2 separate regions of the Homo sapiens genome follow, and region 2 is linked to region 1. The links are chromatin contacts, found by Hi-C or POLR2A ChIA-PET in ENCODE. All regions are on one chromosome and are shown on one strand. The core of a region is the stretch at or near the end of the contact, and the rest is flanking DNA. Distances in the headings are between cores, read along the strand shown.

Evidence for each region. A loop is a pair of places that touch in the nucleus more often than their neighbours do. ChIA-PET counts read pairs that join two places held with the same protein, here RNA polymerase II (POLR2A). Pooled maps may share reads with other maps.
Region 2: a map of mammary epithelial cell shows a loop between it and region 1 (9-fold over the local background). The contact joins the enhancer-like site here to the promoter of MAOA in region 1. A Hi-C loop is called at or near these places in 14 of 168 maps with a recorded cell type or tissue (MCF 10A, ascending aorta, cardiac septum and 10 more) and 18 of 50 pooled maps. POLR2A ChIA-PET finds 5 or more read pairs at or near these places in 2 of 52 experiments (MCF 10A and common myeloid progenitor, CD34-positive).

What each region holds. Positions count from the first base shown.
Region 1 is chrX:43,655,045-43,661,511 of GRCh38, reverse strand. MAOA (monoamine oxidase A) reads right to left here and starts at 5,213. Exons shown (of 15, transcript NM_000240.4): 1 at 5,098-5,213. The coding sequence starts at 5,170. RefSeq lists an enhancer at 6,320-6,379 and a silencer at 6,311-6,467.
Region 2 is chrX:43,585,996-43,592,714 of GRCh38, reverse strand. No RefSeq gene overlaps it. Among named protein-coding and RNA genes, the nearest start is that of MAOA, 67 kb to the left of the region's middle. Within about 2 kb of position 2,819, at least 3 of the 41 ENCODE cell types and tissues checked have a DNase peak (open chromatin) inside an H3K27ac peak, as active enhancers do; they include mammary epithelial cell, where a contact is called at or near this core.

The sequences.
Region 1 (6,467 bases), core at 3,964-6,463:
TATCTGTGTTCCTCTAGTCTCTCCTGTATGGTATGTCTTTTTTTCCATCCTCTTATCTCTACCTGTTAAAATTCTACTTATCTCTCAAGATCCCTGCACTTTGTTCATATTCAAAACATTAATATTTATCTCACCACATTGATATTTATCTCACTATATTCATATCAATTATTATCTCACTGTATTCATGTCAATTATTCACCCACTTGATTACTTCTTCCAGAAGATAGAAGTACCTTATGTACAGGGATGCTACTTACTCATCATTATATATCTCTTTCTTTCCCCATGATCCCCAGTCACTGCTTAGTATATAGGTAGAGGTTCTTGAAATGCTTAAACAAGACAAGGAGCCAGAGCTACCTCTACTTGTAATGAGTTGCTTTGAGAGACCGAGCATTTCCTATCCTTAAATGCGTTCAAAGCTACAGCCATCTGGCTCTAATCACTAGCGAGGTGCTGTTAAGAAGATTAAAATCTTAGGTGATTGGACTAGATTGCCTTTTAAAACCCCTTTGACCCAAAGACTCAAATTCCAAACAGACTCATGAAGGAAGTATACATTGTCCCCTGGAGGTGGGCTTTTTTCTTGTTTCCTTTTTTTCTCTACTAAAGAGAACCATTTCAGAAATTCTCAGTTGAGGGCAGATTTAAAAATCTTCCACCGCTAGTTTTCTGTCATTTATTGTATCTGTGGCAGCTCATGAGTAAGAACTAACAACTGAATTCAGTGACTGAGCCATTATCCTTAAAATCAAATCATGAAATAAGAGATAGAAAATAAGTGTAAATTGTTTGTTAAGTACAGATTACAAGCTCTACAAGAGGAGAGAAAAATCAATGGGAGCCAGAGTGATCAAGGAAAGGATCTTCAGCCAAGCATTGAAGGATAGATAGAATATAAATGTAAGAGAAAAGCACTTCCATGTTAAGAAAGATAAAAACAGAAAAGGCATGAAGGGACTAAATAAACGTAGTGTAGCCTGAGGACACGAGGCGGTGAGACTAAAGCTCAGATCCATGTTGGAAAATAGTAGGAAATGCTACTTGTCATGATGGGGGGCGGGATAGGGAGGTGTTTGGGAGGCTGCTAATAGGAGACCATTGAAGGCCCTGAGCAGAGGGGCAAGGTGATGAAAGAAGTGTTTAAGAAAAATCAAGTTTGGGAGAACACTGAATGCAGGATGGACATAAAGGGAGAGCCATTATTGTAAAGGGTGGCCACTGGGAAGGGGGTCATAACCAGGTAGCTTCAGGGGTCAAGAGCTTTTGCAACAACATTGATGGAACTGGAGACCATTATCTTAAGTGAAACAACTCAGAAATAGAAAGTCCAATACCATATGTTCTCACTTATAAGTGGGAGCTAAATAATGTACACACACAGACATAGAGGTATGGAATAATAGACATTGGTGACTGGAAGGGTGTGGGGCAGGAGGAAGGAGGATGATGAGAAATTACCTAATGGGTACAACGTACATTATTCACGTTATGAATACACTAAAAGCCCAGACTTCACCACTATGCAATCTATCCATGTAACAAAATTGCAGTCGTATCCCTTACATTTATACAAAATACTTTTAAAAAAGAGTCTGTCCTGGTGATGGGGGGAGGGAGGTCATCATAGAGAAAGGAGAAGAGAGATAGCCCCAAAGAAGAGTGAGAAGGATCTGCTAAAAGGGTGCAGAAGATAAAAGAAAAGATTATGTCAAAAATTATAGAAGGGATGGTGGTGCTAAGAACAGAGTCAAGGAACTGAGGAAAAGAAGCTGGATTGGCTAGCACAGTAGCTATGGTACATGTTGAACCTGAAGTGTTCAATCGTGAAATACCCAGGAGCAGATAAGCTATGGGACAGGAGTTCAGGGAAGGAAGAGGATTCAAATCAGAGACTTGAGAGTTTTCTATAGATAAGGGACAGCTGAAGTCCTAGAATGAGAAAGAGAGGGAGAGAGTACCAAGAGCCCCAAAGTGATGAACAGTGAAACCTTTCAAAACCAGATGTTTGCAAGAATATGAGCACAATGAAAGGGATGGAAAAGCAGCAATCAGTATGGGATAAAAATTCAGGATCCAATAGCATCGCTGAAAACATGAAAGGAGTTTCAAAAAGGAATGGGTGATAGATGATGAATGATGGTTAAGGACCAGAGCATTTTAAAGATACCACTAGACCAACAAATCAGCAGGGTTATTTCCCCTCTCAACTATTAACATACTATATATAATTATTTAATTGGTGGTTAGGCAGATAAAAAGAGTTTGTGGTTGTAAGACATAGTCTATTTTATGTTTTATAATGACAAAAAAGGAGATACATCCAGATGCTGCTATTCTCTGTGTAGAGAGTTATTTAAAAAATGTTGCTAATATGGATCAATTTTGAGTAATGTCACTTAGAATATGTACTCTTCTGGGTGCTATATAATAGAAATAACACTGCTGATGCTATGGATTGGTGATGTATTATGAATGTGTGGGTAACCTATCAAAGTGTACAAGTCCTAATAAAAGTTATAAAGAACATCCAAAGGCATATAAAACTGCCACAGGGACTATTAAGTAATTCATGGGATACTGCCAAGCACACACAAAAATGGTATGTTTCTGAATTCACAAGAATGCTTGGGAAGTGATGCTTCTCACCCGCTCATGAAACACTCAGTTTATGTCCAGGATCTAACACGAGCCACACTTGCAACTACTTTCATTTTAGCTGTGAACCATCTGGGAAGGTACCACAGATAGAAAGCAATGTTTCTGGTCAGTTTGAGTATTAAAATCACTCAGATCTGACTGATGGAGATGGCATTAGAGGAAGTCAAGTGCTTTTTCCAGTGTCACTGAAGCTGGCCTCTGGAATAGAGGTGTGAACTACTGTGCAAGAAATGCCCTCTACTTCCCCCAAATGGAAATAAATTAATAATTAAGAGTGACTATGGACAGATTCAGGTTTTGTGGGACCTACAACTTATATATAACTTGGGTATCCTCTCTAAGAAATAAGAAAGCAAAATTGCAAATACAGGACTGAGTATGAAACTGGTTATTTATTTAGAATGAGAACCAGAAGCAACCTACAGTTATAAGGCCATAAAGCATAAAGTTTATCAGCTACATGGTAATTTCACCTCTGCTAATGACCAAGTATGGAGCATAAAGTATAGAAAGGGAGGAAGAGCAGGTAATCAGGCAGAGGAAAAATAAAAAAACCGCGCTCCTTAAGGAATTCTGGAGACTGAACAAGAAAAAGACTAAGAATAAAATCCCAGAAAGAACTCTGAATTGCAGAATACAGATGGTATGGAGATGGGAGAGGACCCAGAACCCCTAGTCAATGTATATAACACATTGTCATCATATTTATTTTCCAGTGATCTACAACCATATTGCTTTTAGGAGGCTTGCCTAGTGGGACCAGATTTTGGGAAACAGCAGTCCACTTCATTGCAGGTACTCAACAAGTGTTTTTTGAATGAATAAATAAATACATAAATAAATAAAGAGAAACAAGCTGAAATACTCCTTTTTCTTACTCTCCACCAGGAGCTGCTTTCCTCTGATGCTCCAACATACATGTATGTTTTTGCTGGTACTGGCTGGAACTGGCAAAGCAACAGTTCATGCCAATCTCTTCTCTTGGCCTGTTCAGGATAAACAATGTTGGGTTCAGATAAAGCTATCTCTACCCAACATTAATTTGTAGCATGTTCAGAGTCTCCTCGAAAGATTTATATATAAAAATGGCTACTGTGGGGCCACTCTACTTACTCCCTCCCATCAGCTTTCTCTTTCTGAATCAGATCCTGCAGGGATAACTCAGAAATTATTAACACCTAGTAGGGGGAGGATAGGTCAGTGTGGTATTCTAGCCAGGGATGAAAGGCAACAAAATTCCTAATTTTCAAACATTTTACCAATGATGGCAACATAGGCGACAATATATCAATCATGATGAGGCTTCCAGGAAGATATTGGAAAGCCTCATGCACCACTCACTTGGTTAGCCACAAATCCAAGCCAGGACCAGGGGCACCCTGGCCCACCAACTGGCTCATCAGAAGACAAGATTCAGGTGGTGGGAGCTCTTAGTGAAAGGAGGAAGGAGGATACAACAGGGCACTCAGCCCCTGCTTCATAAAGGGATTCTCTTTGGACAATAAATGTCCTACACCTTCCTGCAAGTTCATATATATATATACACACACACAGTTCATATATATATATATATAAACACAGTTCATATATATATATATAAACACAGTTCATATATATATATAAACACAGTTCATATATATATATAAACACAGTTCATATATATATATAAACACAGTTCATATATATATATAAACACAGTTCATATATATATATAAACACAGTTCATACACACACACACACACACACACACACACACACACACAGGAATAGTTTAAGAGCTCACCCCCTCTTCTCCTCTTTTTTTTTTTAACCTTTTCTTAAAGGAGTCTACCTCCTTCCTCTTCACCTACTAAATTTTCTACGGAAAATAGAGAAGAGCAGGACTGGAATAACACTACTGCTCCCTCAATACTACAGAAATCTGTATCCTGATGTTCTGTTTAGGGCAAAGGATATGAAATCAGTGAGGCAAAGCAGCCACCTCAGGAATTAGTACTGCAGGTCTTAAATGGGAGAAAATCGTTCAGCCACTTACAAGCTAGGTGATTCGACCTCAAGAGAGTTATTGAAACTCCCCAGACCTCAGTTTCTTGGTTTTGCAAAACGGGGATGAATTTAGTTCCCACCTCACAGGACTGTTGAGGACTGAGAAAATCCACGTAAAGTGCTAAATACAACTGCACAGCAAGAGCTAATTAAATATTAGTATTTAATAGTAGTAGTAGTAAAATTATTGTGTCTGCCTCCCCCAGTCACACCACCAGCAAAACTGGCACAACCCCCACTCCTACCTCGCAGGATATGGGGCCAAGCCATGGCTACACTACACTCTCGCATGCATGAGAGACCCCCAAACACCACAAGAGCTACTGTAGGTTCCCCTACCCCTCACTGGCCAGGGTCCCCCAGGCCACCGCTACGGTCCACACTGACCTGAAATGCCACCTCCGATCACGACTACGTCGAACATGTGGCCCGCGATACTCGCCTTCTCTTGATTCTCCATGCTTTGGCTGACACGCTCCTGGGTCGTAGGCACAGGAGTGGGGACGGCAAAGGGTGGGAAGGACCCTTCTATCAACTCCCCCGGGGAGCCCGGGGGCGGAGCCGATCCTTCTTTTGATACCCGGGGGGAGCCGGGCACTGTGGGCGGGGCGAACCCTTTTGCTGATACTCCGGGAGCGCCCAGGGGCGGAGCTGATGTTTCAGCTGATACCCGGGGGGAGCTGGGCACTGAGAGCGGGGCGGACCCTTGTACTGACACTCGGCGAGAGTTATTAGGTTTAGAATGTCCTTGTGTCGGCAGCTGGAAAGGATTACTGGGTGCAGGAGGTTCTTGTATTGAACCCCGCGGAGTGTCAGGCACTGAGGTGGGGGTAGACGCCTGCCTTGACACTGGGGGGATGTTATGGGGTGCAGGAGGTGCTTGTGGCGACACTGGGGAAATGTTATTGGGTAGAGGTGGTCCTGGTACCAAACCCCAGGGGAAGCTGGACACTGAGGATGCGGCAGACCCTTGTACTGACACTCGGGGGTGTTACTGGGTGTAGGAGGTGCTTGTATTGACACTTGCGAAAGGTCATTGGGTATAGGAGGTCCCCGTACAAATATCCAAGTGTAGTCGGACACTGAGGTCAGGTTGGAATCCGGGGGCAGGGTCGGTCCTTTTACCAAACCCCGTGGGGTGCTGAACCCTGAGGAGAAGGCAGACCCTTGCAATGACTCTACGGGGGAGTTTACGGGCGGGGTAGGTCCTGTTACTAATACCCAGGGAATGCCGGTGTCCTGATTGGAGGCTGTGACGGCCCCATCGGAGGAGTTCGAGCTGGTGGTAGACTTGGGGATCCGACTGCTCGGGTTGTAAGCGCTGAAACCCCGGAGGCCACTCTTGGAGTCGGAGTCAGTACTCTCGCTAAGACCGGTAGTGCTGATTGGGGAGTGTATGCTGGAGCTCCAGGAGGCGGCCTCGGCAGTTGAGGACGTGCTCCACTGGGAACTGGCTAGCGGATCCGAGACGGACCGCCACTCAGAACGGACGCTCCATTCGGACAGGCTGTAGGAGGTGTCGTCCAAGCTGGAGTCCGGGTTCGGGACCTGGGCAGTTGTGCCCCCGGCTTCGGGCGGGCCCTCCGCCTTGCGCTCGGTGCCGGTGCCGGTACTGGTGCGGGTACTGGTGCCGGTGCCGGTACTGGTGCGGGTACTGGTGCCGGTGCCGGTACTGGTGCGGGTACTGGTGCCGGTGCCGGTGCCGCCGGGGAAGGAGGCTGAGGCGTTTGTGCTCATGTTTCTGGAGCACGCTGGGC
Region 2 (6,719 bases), core at 1,570-4,069, 66 kb after region 1:
TTTGAAATAATTTTAGATTTAGAGAAGGGTTACAAACAAAATACAGAGAGTTCCTGTGTACCCTTTACCTGGCTACCCTTAATGTGAACATCTTACATACCGTGGTGCATTTCTCAAAACTAAGAAATAAACTTTGGTATAAACATTGTGATATAAACCACAAACTTTATTAGAATTTAATTAGTTTGTCCTACATTAGGCTTTTAATGGCTCTGATTTTCCAATAGGAATACCTCTGAGCCAAAAGTTAAAAAGGGCCATGCGCAGTGGTTCACGCCTGTAATCCTAGCACTTTGGGAGGCTGAGGTGGGTGGATCACCTGAGGTCAGGAGTTCAAGACTAGCCTGGCCAACATGGTGAAACCCCATCCCTACTAAAAATACAAAAATTAGCCAGGAGTGGTGGCGGGTGCCTGTAATCCCAGCTACTTGGGAGGCTGAGGCAGGAGAATCACTTGAACATGGAGGGCGGAGGTTGCAGTGAGTCGAGATCGTGCCACCTCACTCCAGCCTGAGCAAAAGAATGAAACTCCATCTCAAAAAAACAACAGCAACAACAACAACACCACCACCACCACACACACACACACACACACACACACACACACACAGACACACAGAACAAAAATTAAAAGGGAGCACCTGTTTGATAAGGTCAAAAGTGAGTCAGTATTCAACCAGCCAGTCAGAAGGTCAGTTTATATAAAGAGGGTAGCCAAACACCATTTATGTTTTCTGAATGTCATAAAGGTAGGTGCTCCTTCATTCTCAATTGCTTTGATCTTTTCATTAGGCACAATAGTTCTTCCTCTAGTTAGCCTTTTTCTAGTTTGCTGTTTTCATTTCTTGACAACTCTTGACAGTCCGGTTGAGTAACAAGTGGTTTGTTAACTGTGAGAGCAAAGAGCTGATTTTACTTTGTCCTTGGTCAAGATGAAACACGTGAATTTTGCAGTATAGTCAATGCATGGAAATTGTAGCAAATAACTGGAAGAAAGTACTAGTAGAATAATTTAGCAGAAAGAACACTTAAATGCTTTTTGCTTTATCTTACTCCAAACTATTTTATTCTTTTTTTTTTTTTTTTTTTTTTTTTTGAGACGGAGTCTCGCTCTGTGGCCCAGGCGGGAGTGCAGTGGCGCAATCTCGGCTCACTGCAAGCTCCGCCTCCCGGGTTCACGCCATTCTCCTGCCTCAGCCTCCCGAGTAGCTGGGACTACAGGCGCCCACCATCACGCCCGGCTATTTTTTTTGTATTTTTAGTAGAGACGGGGTTTCACCGTGTTAGCCAGGATGGTCTCGATCTCCTGACCTCGTGATCCGCCCGCCTCGGCCTCCCAAAGTGCTGGGATTACAAGCGTGAGCCACCGCGCCCGGCCACTATTTTATTCTTAAATGAGATTAAGTTTCTACATCTAACTCTGATATTTGCCGTTCAGTTCTAAACTACACAGTTCTCCCAGCCGGGCGTGGTGGCTCATGCCTGTAATCCCAGCACTTTGGGAGGCCGAGATGTGCAGATCAACTGAGGTCAGGAGTTGGAGACCAGCCTGGCCAACATGGTGAAACCCTGTCTCTACTAAAAATTCAAAAATTAGCTGGGCCTGGTGGCGGGGACCTGTAGTCCCAGCTACTCAGGAGGCTGAGGCAGGAGAATCGCTGGAACCTGGGAGGCAGAGGTTGCAATGAGCCGAGATTGCGCCACTGCACTCCAGCCTGGGTGACAGAATGAGACTCCATCTCAAAAAATAAATAAATAAGTAAATAAACTAGACAGCTCTGCTTGACTAACACAACCACTTGGGCCAGATGAGAAACAAGACATTACAATTTTCTTTGAGGTACTTTGTTTTTTAGAGACTATCACTGTATGAGGCAACCATAGCACAAGGCTTTACATTCTTGTTGGCTTCTGTTTTTTGTTCCCTCATATGCCAATTCTCTTCTGAGTACAATTAATTTAAAGTGTTGGAGCTGTGAGCTTAATCAAGAGGATTTTTCAGAAAACACCCTAAAAACTTCTAAAAGTGATTTCCTACTATGTACTCAGAGAGCTAAGAGGGAAATTTTAGGGGTCCACCACTGGATTATTTCTGTCATAGTAGGACTTATCTTGAAATTGGTGTTCCCTGGCTTTCTTCTTGGATTTAACACTTGCCTCAAATAGACCAGAATCTTGGCTCATCAGCAATAATATTTTACATGGTACAGTGCTTCATATCTCACAGTTTTCCCATTTTTGTTCTCACTTCGTTGTTAAGCATCTGTGGTCTGATTATCACTCATCAGTGAGTGATCTGTGCTCTATGGCTTAAATAACTGAAGCTTTAGATGTGCAATTTCTCAAGGATACAGAGTTAGTAAGTGGCCAAGTTGAAATGAGACTGCTTATTTTTTTCTAGCCAAGCAAGTTTTTGGTATTAACTCAAAACCAGCCTAAGTTACATCAGCACTGCCCTTCATGTTCCGGGGAGTCTTTGTGTGCTAACTCCTCTCTAGAAATGGTCTCACATTTTAATCATATTTCAATGTCAGGGACTTTTAAATGTTGTTTGTCTTTGGCTCTGAAATCATTTGGCCAAAATTAATCTAACAGTGTGGAGCTTTCTTTGTTTAATGAAACCGAGAAAGAGGCAATAATAAAGGGCTTCTCATTGTCAGCAAAGGGTTAACTATTTTAACTCCAGTTGTTTTCACTGGAAAGGTTTTTCTGTTGTAATATAACTAGAACATCTAGTTCTGTTCTATTCTGACTACCCCTCCCTTTTCTAGACTCTTGCTCAATCAGTTACCTTTATAACTTTTCCCTAGTGTAACTTTTGTTTACATATGAGTTTGCCTTTCCAATACGGTTAGGACTCAAGTAAGCTTTTTATCCTGGGTTTCCTCATTTGCAAAGCACTAACGACCTCAGGTTTTCCTGCTTGCAGTACTGTTAGAACTTAGACCTAATGAGAGTTGGCAAATACTTCATTTTTTTAAAAACATTTGGCAAACAAATGAGGAGCACTGGAAAGGCCCTGCTTGAATGTGATATAGTAAAAATTAGCTTACATTCAGAAGGTAAAAATCTGCCTTGCTATTCATCAAGTTGGTACAATCACCGATACAAATAAAGCCAGCTGTACATTATCAGGAAGGAATATGTTTTCAGGTCACTGCAGCTGTATATGTCATAAGCACCTCCTTCTTTAACTATTGTGTTTTTACTGAGAAATGTGTTCTCCAAAATCATAGACTATCAGAAACTTAAGTGTTTAAAATTAGAAGAGTAACATTAAATCACCCACTCTTTTTTTTTTTTTTAACAATAATAACAGTAATTTATTTTGAACATGATATTATATATTTGACCCCTTACTTTTTTCTTTGGATATGTGTGTGTTGGGGGAATGACATCAAAGACCTTTTAGTTTTTTTTTTTTTTTTTTTAATGTTTTTTTTTTGTTATTATACTCTAAGTTTTAGGGTACATGTGCACATTGTGCAGGTTAGTTACATATGTATACATGTGCCATGCTGGTGCGCTGCACCCACTAACGTGTCATCTAGCATTAGGTATATCTCCCAATGCTATCCCTCCCCCCTCCCCCGACCCCACCACAGTCCCCAGAGTGTGATATTCCCCTTCCTGTGTCCATGTGATCTCATTGTTCAATTCCCACCTATGAGTGAGAATATGCGGTGTACTCAAACAAATTTACAAGAAAAAAACAAACAACCCCATCAAAAAGTGGGCGAAGGACATGAACAGACACTTCTCAAAAGAAGACATTTATGCAGCCAAAAAACACATGAAGAAATGCTCATCATCACTGGCCATCAGAGAAATGCAAATCAAAACCACTATGAGATATCATCTCACACCAGTTAGAATGGCAATCATTAAAAAGTCAGGAAACAACAGGTGCTGGAGAGGATGTGGAGAAATAGGAACACTTTTACACTGTTGGTGGGACTGTAAACTAGTTCAACCATTGTGGAAGTCAGTGTGGCGATTCCTCAGGGATCTAGAACTAGAAATACCATTTGACCCAGCCATCCCATTACTGGGTATATACCCAAAGGACTATAAATCATGCTGCTATAAAGACACATGCACACGTATGTTTATTGCGGCACTATTCACAATAGCAAAGACTTGGAACCAACCCAAATGCCCAACAATGATAGACTGGATTAAGAAAATGTGGCACATATACACCATGGAATACTATGCAGCCATAAAAAATGATGAGTTCATGTCCTTTGTAGGGACATGGATGAAATTGGAAACCATCATTCTCAGTAAACTATCGCAAGAACAAAAAACCAATCACCCACTCTTGCCTAGAGTTTCTGAGTTGCTGTGACAGAGAGAATCAGCCTGGCATTTTAACCCAGGTGCAGAAAAGTGGTTACAGAATACAGTGTTCCACATCTATCTTAACTTTGTAATCTTCAAGGACACAGGAGCTTGTGACTACTTTGCAGACTGGTTTTGATGCTGACTCCCTTACACATTGGTCTGCTTTTCCTTGAGCCCATTACTTACCTATACTGTCTTCTCTCAAACCCTCAAATAACCACCTTGTCCTTTGGGGAGAGTTGCTCTCTAACACTCCTCTGTTGTCCAGTCTTCCTTATTGCAATGGGTCAATAAACCTGACCTTGTTGAACTATAGGTTTGTCCTTGGTGGTTTTAGCCTGTTGAGCTAAGATTGGTGGTCAATAGGTTAGTTGGTTTTCCAGAAAAAAAAAAATTCATTCAGAAAGCACCAGTTTAAGAATCTTTCTCAGGGAAAGAGACCTGAGTCTGTTGGATGTTGCTGTTTCAGGTTGCTTTCTAAGTTGCCTGTCCTCCTGCACAACTGGTTTAATCTCCCAGCTATGAATGAGGAAGAAGTTCTGGCCAGGCGTGGTGGCTCACACCTGTAATCCCAGCACTTTGGGAGGCAGAGGCAGGTGGATCACTTGAGGTCAGGAGTTCGTAGACTAGCCTGGCCAACATGGTGAAACCCCATCTCTACTAAAAATAAAAAAATTAGCTGGGCATGGTGGCACACGCCTGTAGTCCCAGCTACTCAGGAGGCTGAGGCAGGAGAATTGCTTGTGCCCAAGAGGCAGAGGTTGCAGTGAGCCAAGATCACGTCACTGCACTCCAGCCTGGGTGACAGAGCGAGTCTCTGTCTCAAAAAAAAAAAAAAAGTTCTAATACATCTTGACGTAGGTTTATTTGGGAAATGGCATTCTCCAACAAACTTCTCAGTATTGGCTATAACCTGGTAAGGATCTTAAGTAACGAAATGAGTTAAACTTTGGAAGGACAGCTTCACTCACGATATAAAGCCTTTCCTTGGCCACACACTGCTAGGGCTCCATGCCTGTGACTGCTAAAAAGCTAAAGATTACTGTTGGCAATTCCTTTGGTTTTCTCTCTGTTCTGTGTTATTTCTCATCTTATGTCTGCAAACAAACTAAAAAACGTAACTACTTTTCCTATTCATTCTTTAAGTCATTCTAAAAAACCTTGATTCAGACTTTCAATTTTTTCCCACAAGTGACTTCCTCTACCTCTTAAACACCTACATGCTATTTTACACAAGCCTCTTGGAGCAGAGTCTCAGGAAGATAACGCCCAGGTAAACTGCTCTAACTGCATCTGTAACCTTGGATTTTGTCCTTGCTGTGGGTGGGCATTCATTTATTGCCCAAGCCATATTGTTTTCCTCAGTTTTAGTAACAGGTGAACGTCCTTCCTGAGGGCTGGCAAGGCTGGGGTTATCACAGAGGTATAATTTACTGAAGATCTGTGACCTCCAGATTTGAAGGATCAAGAGCAATTAAGGGATGGGCAACACTCTGATCTCAGTCATGTGGCAGAGATTGAATCTCCATTAGCCAAGCCCTGGAATAGCCCCTGCTGCAAGTTACTGTCAACAAACTCAATCTGTTTGGCTTCCCAAAGTGAGTCTCCTTTTGCTATAGCTGCCGGGATCCAGGCTAGTTGTGCTGTTATATAAAGTGTAGAGGCAACTCCCTTGTCCCTGTGTTTGAAGTATTTGTAGAGATAGAGCACTTGGAGTCCTGAATATGAGGAACAGGACACTGTGGGACACATAGACAGGTCTGGTGGCAAAACTGCGAAAATAATGGGTGGATCTTGTAGTAATGCTGATGAGGTTAATAGCTGGAAGGATCCTAATGCCAAAGTCTCAGTAAAGTAAAACAAAATTTTGCTTATCCATGGGTAGCTACACAGGAGTGGTCATGTGGGATATTGCCCTCCCCTCAGCAGGGGCTATCCATCAACAAGTGGCTTATGGTTGCTGCTGGCCTGTTGGACCAAGGTTTGATTCACAAATATGCTCATTCTCTTGAATTACCCATCATGTTGGCTTGGAGACAGGTTTACTCATCCACACTTCTCAGAAGGATGAAATGAGAGCATGAGGATGGGAGATACAATGTAGGGCCTTGCTGGTCAATGTCTACTGGGCCAGGTGCTTCCTAGCAGCAGGGGCAAAAGCTTTCTGAGCCTTGGGTGCCATGGTATAGCAACCCCTGCAGCATGGCATGCCCCCGCTATAAGTGCTAGCATGAACATAGCTGGTTGCAGTTCCCCATCTCCTGTTCAGTGGAGGTAGGTGCAAATGTGTGTGGAGAGGGGAAGGTAGCTGAACTTTAGCCATTCTCAAATCTACTTATTTAGAAGCAGCCATTCTAAAATCTACTTATTTA